Linked DNA regions of Homo sapiens: region 2 is linked to region 1. Evidence: chromatin contacts called from ENCODE Hi-C or POLR2A ChIA-PET data. All regions are on one chromosome and are shown on one strand. The core of a region is the stretch at or near the end of the contact, and the rest is flanking DNA. Distances in the headings are between cores, read along the strand shown.

Region 1 (6,006 bases), core at 1,356-3,855:
GTGGCAGTGAGTTCCCCAACATGGGACATGTACATGTATACATGGCAGAGATAATGTGGAAGAGATTCAAATACTGGCAGGGTGTTTGTACCAAATGGCCCTTTTGGACACAAGATGGAATCCTTTTTATTGGGTGATGGCAGTAGGTCTCCTTGACTGTTGAAGTCAGGAAGAAAGCTTTCAGGGACTCAGGTGATCTGAGAAAGATGTTAAATTACTTAATTCCTCAATATACTGAATCCCTACTGTGCAGGGCACTGGGTATTGTAGTAGTAGATAGGCAAGATTCCTACCTTAAAGGAAGTAGAGAATAGAGATACAGTTTAAGGAAAGGGAAGGGAGACAGGGTAGGTGTTAATTAAAAACTTCCTGCTGGTGAGGCACCGTGGCTCATGCCTATAATCCCAGCACTTTGGGAGGCCGAGGTGGGTGGATCACCTGAGGTCAGGAGTTTGAGACCAGCCTGGCTAACATGCCAAACCCCATCTCTACTAGAAATACAAAAATTAGCCAGATGTGCTGGGCATGGTGGCTGACGCCTGTAATCCTAGCACTTTGGGAGGCCGAGGTGGGTGGATCACCTAGGTCAGGATTTCCAGACCAGCCCGGCCAACGTGGTGAAACCCCATCTCTACTAAAAATACAAAATTAGCCGAGTGTGGTGGTACATGCCTGTAATCCTAGCTACTTGGGAGGCTGAGGCAGGAGAATCGCTTGAACCCGGGAGGTAGAGGTTGCAGTGAGCCGAGATCATGCCACTGCACTCCAGCCTGGGCAACAAGAGCAAAACTCCATCTCAAAAGCAAAACAAATTAGCTGGATGTGGTGGCGCACACCTCTAGTCCCAGCTACTCGGGAAGCTGTGGCAGGAGAATCGCTTGAACCTGGGAGGCAGAGGCTGCAGTGAGCCAAGATCCTGCCACTGCACCCCAGCCTGGGCAATAGAGCGAAACTCTGTCTCAACAAACAAACAAACAAACCAAACAAAAAAAAAACAAAAACAACTTCCTGCTATATGTGAGGCATAACTAGATAACTAGTTTTTTTTTTTTTTTTTTTTTTTTTTTAACTGGAGACAGAGTCTTGCTGTAGTCTCCCAGGCTGGAGTGCAGTGACCGGATCTTGGGCTCACTGCAACCTCCACCTCCCGGGTTCAAGCAATCCTCCTGCCTCAGCCTCCCGTGTAGCTGGGATTACAGGCATTCACCACCACGCCCGGCTAATTTTGTATTTTTAGTAGAGACGGGATTTTGCCATGTTGGCCAGGCTGGTCTCAAACTCCTGACCTCAGGTGATCCACCCGCCTTGGCCTCCCAAAGTGCTGGGATTACAGGCGTGAGCCACAGCGCCCGGCCTAGATGCTTTATTTTTTTTGAGGCAAGGTCTCGTTTTGTTGCCCAGGCTGGAGTGCAGTGGTACCATCATGGCTCTCTGCAGCCTTGACCTCCTGGGCTCAAGCCATCCTCCTGCCTCAGCCTCCCGAGTAAATGAGACCACACTGTCACCATGCCTGGCTAGTTTGTTTTTTGTTTTTTTTTTTTGTAGAGATCGGGGGTTAGTCTCACTCTTGTTTAGGCTGGTCTCGAACTCCTGGGCTCAAGTGATCCTCCCAAAGTGCTGAGATTACAGGTGTGAGCCACCGTGCCCGGCTTTTATGTATTCTTTCAACAACGCTGCACGGCTGCGATTATCCCCACTTTGAGAGGAGACAGGATGAGAGGCTGAGTGGCTTGCTAGGCTTGTATGGACAGGATGCGGGCTCTGCAATCACATGACTTTGTATGAGAGGGCAAATGGATTAACCGCTAAACATAGTTTCCTGTTGTGTAAAATGGGGATGATGATAGTATCCACCCTGCGGACTGTGCGGGCTGAGATAATCCCACAAAGTGCTCTTAGGACCTGGCAGGTGGAAAGTGCTCATGATCACCTCTGCCAAGGCTGCACAAGTAGCGAGTGGCCGAGCTTTATATCCGAAGTTAGGACCCTGCAGTTTTGCCCCTCTCCTCTCTCTCCCTCTCCTTCCCGGCTCCGGGGAAAGGAAAATTTATGGCTCCGGGTCGGGGGTTGCGGGGGACCTCTGTGCCGTGCTCCGGGGCCGAGCTCTCCCCGCCGGCCTCTCCCGCGTCCGTCCGGCCGCCCTCCCGCCCAACCTCTCCCGCCCAACCTCTCCCGCGTCCGCCCGCCCGCCCAACCTCTCCCGCGTCCGCCCGCCCGCCCAACCTCTCCCGCGTCCGCCCGCCCGCCCAACCTCTCCCGCGTCCGCCCGCCCGCCCAACCTCTCCCGCGTCCGCCCGCCCGCCCAACCTCTCCCGCGTCCGCCCGCCCGCCCAACCTCTCCCGCGTCCGCCCGCCCGCCCAACCTCTCCCGGCCCCGCCCGCCCGCCCGCCCAACCTCTCCCGGCCCCGCCCGCCCGCCCGCCCAACCTCTCCCGGCCCCGCCCGCCCGCCCGCCCAACCTCTCCCGGCCCCGCCCGCCCGCCCGCCCAACCTCTCCCGGCCCCGCCCGCCCACCCAACCTCTCCCGGCCCCGCCCGTCCAACCTCTCCCGGCCCCGCCTGCTGGCCGGACGTCCGGTCTGCAGGCGCGCGCTCCCGAGGTCCCGCCTCGCCCGCTGAGCCGGCCTGTAAGCGCTGCGGAGATTGGGCTAGAGGCGGAGGCCTGGGCCACGGCGGAGGCGCTGGGTACGTAGCGCGCCACGCGGGCCGGTGAGAGCCAGCCGGGCGCCGGGGAGGGGGCGGGCCCTGGCCGCGGCTGCTACGCGGGGCTGCCACCGCCCCGGGCGACCCAATTTCGCGGCCTAGTGGGGCGTACGGGCCTCTTTTGAAAGCCTGAGTTACGATGTATTGAGCGCGTCGTATGCGGCCAGCACTAAGGCAAGTGCTTTTATATCCACGGCCCATTGTCTTGACAGCAACCCTACCAAGCAACGTGTTATTTCCTCTGTTTTACGGCTGAGGACGCGCAGGAAGGTTTACAGCTAGAAAGGGCTGGAGATTGTGGATTCAAACTCAGGATCAGACCAAAGCCACTGCCCTTTAGAACTTTGCGGGCCGATTGATTCTTGAATCTAGCTTCTGCCACTTCAGTTGTGTGACCTTGGGGTATCTTTCCGATCCCAAGTTTGCTCATCTGAAAAATGGGAATAAAGCTACAGTATCTGTCCCATAGGGTGGGTATAAAGTGCTTTACTGTTGAGCTGAGTGATCATCTCCGATTTTCAGACCCCTCTCCTCCGCTTCCCTCTCCCCTGGGAGGCCAGTTAAGGTTTTAGTGAAGGCCCCCGGGACTGGGGCGGCGTGGATCTCACGCCCACCAACTAGTGAGGGAGGCCATCCGGCCACCCGTCTCTTCCTTCCCCAGCTCCGCAAAGGAGGCGTTGGCATTTCAGGTGTTTGCTTACAGAGTTTTCAAAGATTTTTCACTCTCCCTTAGTTGTGGGAAAATGATTCAACCTACCCAAGTGAACTTTGACATTAAGTCTCAATTCTAACGGTGAGGAAATGGAAGCCTTTGAATATGTTTTATGTCTTAAACGTGTTTGTTTTTGCAGGAGGGAGAGTGCTCATTTTACCTGAATAAATCAAGATTGAGTTGGTGTGGCACAGTGCTGGCATAGGCCTGGGGAAAGGGGTGAAATGCTAGAGATCTGGTAGATGGATAGAAAGTGGACAGACGGGTTCGGGTGGTTTTTGTCTCAGCAGGGCCCTAAATTCCCACCAAATCCTCCTCTGTCTGTCTTCACCAAGGTCTGAATCTGTCCCCTTGGTAAATAACGTTTAAATGGTCTCCGAGCCCCTCTTGGTGCCTGTACCTTAAGGAGAGAAGAAGAGGGCTGATAGCTGAAGGCAGGCAAGCCACGAACTTAGCTTTGTTTTGAAAATTACCCTCTGGGCCGGGCACGGTGGCTCACGCCTGTAATCCCAGCGCTTTGGTAGGTTGAGGAGGGTGGATCACCCGAGGTTAGGAGTTCGAGACCAGCCTGGTCAACATGGTGAAACCCCCGTGTCAACTAAAAATGCAAAAAAATTAGCCGGACATGGTGGTGCATGCCTGTAGTCCCAGCTACTCGGGAGGCTGAGGCAGAAAAATCGCTTGAACCCGGGAGGCTGAGGTTGCAGTGAGCCGAGATCGTGCCACTGCACTCCAGCCTGGGCAAGAGAGTGAGACTCCTTCTCAAAAGAAAGAAAGAAAGAAAAAATTACCTGCTGGGAGGCCGAGCGCGGTGGCTCACGCCTGGTAATCCCAGTATTTTGGGAGGCTGAGGCAGGCAGATCACCTGAGGTCAGGAGTTTGAGACCAGCCTGGCCAACATGGTGAAACTCCATCTCTACTAAAAATACAAAAAAATTAGCTGGGTGTGGTGGCGGGTGCCTGCAATCCCAGCTACTCAGGAGGTCGAGGTAGGAGAATCACTTGAACTCAGGAAGCAGAGGTTGCAGTGAGCTGAGATCGTGCCACTGCACTCCAGCCTGGGTGACAAGAGCAAGACTCTGTTTCAAAAAAAAAAAAAAAAAAAAAAAGGAAAAGAAAAAGAAAATTACCTGCTGGCACAGTTTTAGATTGATAGCTTTAGATTGAAACTTTCACATTTTTATTTTGAAGATTACAGAGGATAAAAGTTCTGGTTAATTGTGAATGTTGATATTTTAAAATAAAGCTGTTAAAATCCTCATTTAAACCTGCAGTGAAGTCTAAATATACACCATTTGATTTGATTTCCCTCATCTTTTGAAAAAAAAAAAAAGAACCACTTTTTATTTAACCATCGAAATTTCAAATCGTTCTTTTTTTCCTTTATTTTTTCCGAGATGGGATCTTGCTCTGTTGCTCAAGCTGGAGTGCAGTGGCAGTCACTGGTTACTGCACCCTTGACCTGCTGAGCTCAATCCTCCCACCTTAGCCACCAAAGTAACTAAGAGTACGGGTGTCTGTCACCACATATGGCTGATTTTTCTTTTTATTTTTAGTAGAGACGAGGTCTTGCTATGTTGCCCCGGCTGACTCCTGGTCTCAAGTGATCCTTGCATCTCAGCCTCCAAAAGTGCTGGGATTAGAGGTGTAAGCCACCATGCTTGGCCCTTTTTCCTTCTTGAACTCATATTTCCACTTTGTTTCCTCACAGAAGTTTTTTCTAATGTAATAGTTTTTGTTTTTTTGAGACAGGGTCTCTGTCACCCAGGCTGTAGTGCAGTGGCGGGATCACAGCTCACTGCAGCCTTGACCTCTTGGGCTCAAGCAATACTCCCACCTTAGCTTCCCCAGTAGCTGGGACTGCAGGCTTTCGCCACCATGCTCAGCCAATTTTTTTTTTCCAAATGAAAGCAAGATTATTAGGAAAATAATGGAATAAAGAATGGCTACACCATAGGCAGAACAGCCCTTGTGCTGCTGGTTGGCTATTTTTATGGTTCTTTCTTTCTTTTTGAGACAGAGTCTGTCTCACTCTGTCACCCAGGCTGGAGTGCAGTGGCGCAGTCTTGGCTCACTGCAGCCTCTACCTCCTAGGTTCAAATGCTTCTCAAGCCTCAGCCTCCTGAGTAGCTGGGATTACAGGTGCATGCCACCACGCCTGGCTAATTTTTGTTTTGTTTTTCTTTGAGATGGAGTCTCGCTCTGTCACCCAGGCTGGAGTGCAGTGGCACGATCTCGGCTTACTGCAACGTCTGCCTCCCGGTTTCAAGCGATTCTTCTGCCTCAGCCTCCTGAGTAGCTGGGACTATGGGCATGTACCACCATGCCTGGCTATTTTTGTATTTTTAGTAGAGACGGGGTTTCACCATATTGGCCAGGCAGGTCTCAAACTCCTGACCTCGTGATCCGCCCTCGGCCTCCCAAAGTGCTGGGATTACAGGCATGAGCCAACATGCCTGGCCTAATTTTTGTATTATTAGTAGAGATGGGCTTTTGCCATATTGGCCAGGCAGGCTGGTCTCAAACTCCTGGCCTCAAGTGATCTGCCTCCCAGAGTGCTGGGATTCCAGCTAATTTTTTTTTTTTTCCATT
Region 2 (6,006 bases), core at 1,489-3,988, 1.1 Mb before region 1:
GGAGAGTCAACATGACTATTCCAAGAGTGATTTGAAATATGTTGGTGTTTTTATTTTTTTATCACTTTTCATTTTGAGATGGTCTCGCTCTGTTGCCCAGGTTGGACTACAATGGCATGATCATGACTCACTGCAGCCTTGACCTCCCAGGCTCAAGCAATCCCCTCAGCTTCTGGAGTAGCTGGGACTGTAAGCACATGCTACCACACTTGGCTAATTTAAAATTTTGTTTGTAGAGATAGGGTCTCACTCTGTTGCCCAGGCTGGTCTCTAACTCCGGAGCTCAAGTGATCCTCCCACCTCACCCTCCCAAAGTGCTGGGATTACAGGAGTGAGCTGCTGCACCAGGCCTTTTTCTTTAAATCTTTTTTTGTTTGTTTGTTTTATTTTGTATGTAGGTGTTTTCAATCAGCCTTTTGGACATCCACTATTTTTTGGGGGGAAATTTAAGAAAATTTGTTTCTCTTCATAAGATTTTTGTGTGGTGGCTCATGCCTGTAATGCCAGCACTCGAGTCCAGGAGTTCGAGACCAGCCTGGGCAACATAGGGAGACTCTGTATCTACCAAAACAAAAAGGAGTGAAAAAAATAACAGCTGGGCATGGTGGCATATGCCTGTAGTGCCAGCTACTCAAGAGGCTGAGGTAGGATCGCCTGAGCCTGGGAGGCTGCAGTGAGTTTGATTGCACCACTGCACTCTAGCCTGGGCAACCGAGCAGGACCCTGTCAAAAAAATAAAAGTACAAGTGGATGCCTAATAAGAAAGATGTCTGATTTTAGATAAGAATATACAACAGGTTGACTGATTTAAGTGCCATAAACCCTGTGAACTCTTGACTCTTGCACTAAGCAATGAGAGAAAGGGGAAACTGGAATTTATAGTTCCCCCAAATACATGGTTTTAAAAATGAGCATTTTCCAGTTTTCTCCTAATCCATTAGAAAAATATATTTCATATAATCTTGCTTATTTGGTTGCCTAATTAAATCTGACAGTTCAGTCTTAAAAATTTGGAGCAGCAGTAAGATTATTTTGTTATGGTGTGTCTGAATTTAATATTTAAGTATACGCTGCAAAGGGCTTTGCCTTATTTGGTATTTTTCATTCTGCTAATTTAGATTTCAGGAGCCTCAGATTGGGGCTCTAGTTCGCCATCTGTTGGTCCAATACCCTTCTACTGTATTTTGTGGAATTACTATTTATGTGTGTATGTGTGTACAATAAAAAAGTCAAAGTTTTTCCCCAGGGTTGTAAATTAAAAATCCAAGACTAAAGACCTCTTTTGGATGTGTATACAAATATTAGTTTATTCTTTGTGTAATTTGACCCTATGACTCCAAACTGCCTGCCTTTGGTATTTGAGAACTATGACTATGCTTGAGAGTGTGATTTTAGGAGTACAAATGGAAATTCGCAGAAACCTAGGTGCAGATGTTGCAGGGGCAGGTGAGTTAGTGTAACTTTGTGGGAAGACTAAAACCGTTCTGTAACGACTGTGAGGGTGTTTTTTGATAAGCAGAAGTGACGTATAATGCCGGATATTGGTTCTGGTAAGCCACAAAAAAGTGTGAAGCATTTTGCGTCTTCCTTTTTGGTAGTAGAGCATACATACCCTTCTTATCTGCCGAATTTGATGATTTAATGATTTGAACGATTTTTTCTTCAGTCATTTAAGCCAGTTTTGATGAATCCTAGATTAGTCTTTTAAATCTCAAGATACTCCACTCATCTTTTGGCAACTTTAAAGGGTGGTAGAATTACACTTTGTGTGACACTTTGTATTACATTATGTTTATGAATTCTTTAAGTCTAGGAAAGGTTCCATTATTTTAAAGGTCCTATTTTGGGGACAATATAAAGTTCTGTACTGATAAACTGGTCATGAGAAATGATAAGGTGCCACCACTTTAAACCAACTCTGGTAACGAGGTGGGAAGTTGGCTTTTTGTTGTGAGACTTGTGTTTCTTTATGGAGTTCTTTGTTAAACTTTTAGCATGGCAGTGAACTTCCTTTTGGTGGCGGCAGGAAGCATAAATACTCATTGTGTAATGCCATTTGCCTGTTTTGGCGGATCTGCCAAGCCATGACACCCAAAACAAGACGCGTGTTTCTTCACGAAAACTACAGTTCCCAGCGGGCCCGGCGCCGGCGGGGCCATCACTTCCCCTCTGGCTCCCGGCTGTCCCTTCCCGGGCTGGCCCGGCGCGGGCCCTGGCTGGGGCCTGCGCAGTGACTACGTGCACCCTCCCCACCCCGCCCAACTCTGGTGGCTGCGGAGCGCGGTGCTGGGGCTAGTGCCCAGCCGTGCTGCAGTATACGGAGGCTGGCTGCTAGGGACAAAGGGCGGGCGGCGGAAGCCGCTTCACTGGTCAGGGAGCTTTCTGCAGGGTTAGCCTTGGAATAGTGTGGTGCCGACGGCCTTACCCTCTTTACTACACAGTGCAAACAGTTCCTCGCTCACGTCCTCTCGCTCCGCGGCGCCGGCCCGCCCTGCCCCTCAACTGGCGAGCCGCACCGCCGGCCCCAGCACGGAGGGCATGTGACGGCGTCAGTGCCTCAGGTTAGACTCACCTCGGCCGCAGCGAGGGCTGGCTTCCCCCTGCCGCAGTGCTGCGTGCCGTCGCCGCACGTCCGGGGCAGCTGGGGCCGGGCGCCGCGGCCTCCGCAGATGGAGGTACAAAAACATCGGCCACGGCGAGGAGCCATGACTGAGGCGGCGGCGGCCGCGCCTCCTGGCGGCCCGCGGGGGCGGCGCGGCGGGCGCCCCCTGGCGGCGCGCCGGGGTGGAGCGGCCCTTCGCCGCCGCAGCCGCAGCCGGCGGAGGCGCTGCTGTCCCTCCTCCCCGTGTCCCCGGCGCTCGCCCGCTTGCTCGCTCGCTCCATTCTCCCTCCGCTTCAGATTAAAGGGGGGGAGGGAAAAGGAGCTCGGCCGCCATTTTCCCAGTGCCGCCGCCACCGCCGCCACCGCTCGCCGAGCCGGCGGGAGAACCGAGCACCGTAGCGAAGCCGACTCGTCTCGCCGCGGCGGCGCGGGGGGCGGCTGAAGCGCGCTCCCCGGCTGGAAAGAGGCGGCCGGGGGTGGCGGCCTGGGTGCGGGTTCGGGCTGCAGACGGCGGTGCTTGTTTGTGCGGGGCGGGGGGGCGGTTTCACTCTCTGCCCCCGCCCGCCCGCCCTCCCGGCCGGGCTGCGGTCTCCAGCCGTGCTCGGGCCCCGTCGGTGCGGAGCAAGGCCGGGAAAGGGCCCGAAAGAGAAGAAAAAGCAGCCGCTCCCCGCCGCCGCCTTCCCCTCCCCCTCTGCCTCGCCCCCCCGCCCGGAAAGTCAGGGCGGCTCCGGGCGTCGGGGGGAGGAGAGCGGCGGGCCCGGGCCGGAGCCGCCGTCGCGCGCCCCCGCCCGCCGCTGGCCCTCGGCGCCCAGGCCGGGGGGCTGTTTGCAAACTGCGCCCATTTTGTGGGGCTGAATCCGCCCGGGCTACGCTCCTCCATCACGTGGTAGGTGCTGCTGCTGCTCCTCTCCTCCTCCTCCTGCTGCCCTTTCTCCTTCTCCTCGCTCTCCCTGTGGCTCCCATTTCTCTCTCTCTTTGTTAGTTGTAACTAGAAAGGCAGGGCAGGGTAGAAAAATCCCCCGGAACTTTAAATGGCCTCTCCGGGCTTCCCTGCTGCGGGTCCGGGCTGGGAGTCGCCCCAAGGGCGGGGGTGTGCGGGGGCCCTTCCCCAGGAGCTGCCGCCTCGTTCGCCAGCTTTTCCTTTGGCGTTCTATTTAAAAAGGCGGCCTGAAGAACATGATTTATTCCCGTAAAAGAACCCCCCAAACAAACTCTGGCTCTCGCCTTGAACTTCTCTTGACTGCAAAAGGCCTTTCTCTGCTCGAAACACACATCTTGGCGCGTTGCACGGTTTGTATCACAACTCTGATTGTTTCATTTATTATTTTTGTTGCCTGTAAATTCAGGTCACTTACGTTTTCAGATGTAGTCTCCCTCAGGCGGACTTTTTTTTTTTTTAAACTAAAGAGGAAGAGGGATTTATTTGCTTTTAAGTGAGTTGGAATCTTAACTGCCTTTTTGGGGGCCTGTTTTCCGGCTGACGGTCTTTTGATTCTTAGCAAATAGTTTGTTTTCCATACGATAAACAGCGCTACTCCCGTGTCTTACTTAAAAATCCTCGTTTTCCAATGTTGGAATCCCAATGTGGATTTATAGAGAAACGTGCTACTTAACTATTGCTTACTGATTGCTTTAGGGGAGAAGGGGTGACATGATGGCGCCACTTTAAATTGCTCTCTTTCCTTTTCCTCGGTCCCCCCCACCCCCCTTTATCCTGGAGGTCACTGGAGCATTTTCTGTGACTTATTAATAAAACTGTACTTGAGGGTGTTAGAAGCACAACTCGTAGGGGCTGGAGTTTAGTGCTCCTAGGGTCGGCAGACCGACTGCCGCGGTCCCCAAAGTTCCGAGAAATCTCTCTTCCTCCAGCCTCGCCTCCCTCCCCTCCATTCACAATCCTGGTGTTGCCATCTCCTTTGTCACGTGGCTAGCAATCATTGTGTTTTTTTGTTTGTTTTGGGGTGTGTGTTTATATTTTTAAATTGCAGCTCAGAGGAACCTTTCCTTTTCGCTTTGGAGAGATCAAAACGTTTTACTTGTTTTAGTTTTAGAGTCGGAGAACATTTTAAAATAAACGATAAAATTACATAATCTTTGCCTTGCATAATCATGATATAGTTATAGATTGCTACTGAACTTCATTTTGAAAGTCCTTTCAAGTATGGAAACTAGTACGTTAGAATATGTTTTCCATTTGTCAGGATGGTCTGTAATTTCTGTTTTCTCTGCTTTTTGGGTCAGTTAAAGGACCACTATTTACAAAGGCTTAAGTGGGTGTGTTTTCCCTTTCCCCTTTCCTATAGGCTCTACTTGGTTCCTTTTCTAGCATGCTGTCTGACCAATTTAGAAAATTTCAATTGTCTACAGGCGTTGTCAGTTAAAACTATTTTTTTAACCTATCAACAGTGAATACTTTTGAGTAGTAATTGTTTTGTGCCTAATGCTAAGTGTATTTATTAGCATTTCGGTGTTGATCTAGAAAATTTTTACTTTTAATCCTGTAGTTTTAGAAGTATGTTATTCCTTTATCTGTTTCTTTATATCAGTTTTTCCCATAATTGGGTAAACTCCTATTTTATAAAATACGAAGTACATTTCTGGTTTTTTCTACATAGGTTACTAGACATTTTTTCAATTTGAAAAAACATTTTGAATTAAGAAACTTTTTTTTTAAAGTAAATACGAAATGTGGTTCTTGAGTATGCATTGATCCTGATTTACCATGTACATTGTCAATGGTTTGGACCATTTTCTTTGCTAACAGTTACATCATGTCATGTGATATGTGCAGTGTGATGTGTAGTTCTAAAAATAAGGCAAGGTAAAAATGCTCATCCCTTGGGAATTTAAAAAATGTATTATAAATGTGGAATAACTACCTTCAGTCATGAAATTCTGAATTGGATTTCCACTAGGTTTATGCAACAAAGTGTGCCGTTCCTTCGACCTTTAGCATATTTGGTGTATTTGTTAGTACCTCATAATTTGAGGTGATTGACTTTTTATTTTTTGAACTACTTGGAGGGAAACATTAAATGTTACAAAGGTTCTTAATGTCTATATTATGGTGAAGATGGTTGTCACTGATGGCCACCTCATTTGAGTATATACCAGTGTCTGTGATTGTGACCAGTTAAAAGAATGATCAGTTAAGAATTATTAGAGCCTTTATGGTAGGGTGGGATTTTCGGTCTTTCCATCTATATGAGTCCACTGAAGTGAAGTATTTTAGAAGTTTTCTTGCATCTTTTCTGAAAGCCACGTTCAGAACATTCGTATTTGACTTTGGTGCTTTACCAACGTGAGATGTTAAATTTTTGTCTGATTTTCTTTCTTCCTGCCTACACATGTTATTTCTCTGGTTAAACCTGCAGAGCACTCTTTGTTACGTGAGTGTTTCCTGT

Evidence for each region. Hi-C counts contacts between places; a loop is a spot of excess contacts on that map. ChIA-PET counts read pairs that join two places held with the same protein, here RNA polymerase II (POLR2A). Pooled maps may share reads with other maps.
Region 2: a loop to region 1 is called in a pooled map, with 29 times the contacts of the local background. The contact joins the promoter of KANSL1-AS1 here to the promoter of DCAKD in region 1. A Hi-C loop is called at or near these places in 1 of 168 maps with a recorded cell type or tissue (B cell) and 11 of 50 pooled maps. POLR2A ChIA-PET finds 5 or more read pairs at or near these places in 1 of 52 experiments (activated CD4-positive, alpha-beta T cell).

What each region holds. Positions count from the first base shown.
Region 1 is chr17:45,048,231-45,054,236 of GRCh38, reverse strand. It overlaps DCAKD (dephospho-CoA kinase domain containing), which reads left to right and starts at 2,605. Exons shown (of 5, transcript NM_001288655.2): 1 at 2,605-2,876. RefSeq lists a silencer at 2,465-2,964.
Region 2 is chr17:46,190,305-46,196,310 of GRCh38, reverse strand. It overlaps KANSL1-AS1 (KANSL1 antisense RNA 1), which reads right to left and starts at 2,738. Exons shown (of 2, transcript NR_034172.1): 1 at 2,573-2,738. KANSL1 (KAT8 regulatory NSL complex subunit 1) reads left to right here and starts at 2,882. Exons shown (of 15, transcript NM_015443.4): 1 at 2,882-3,488.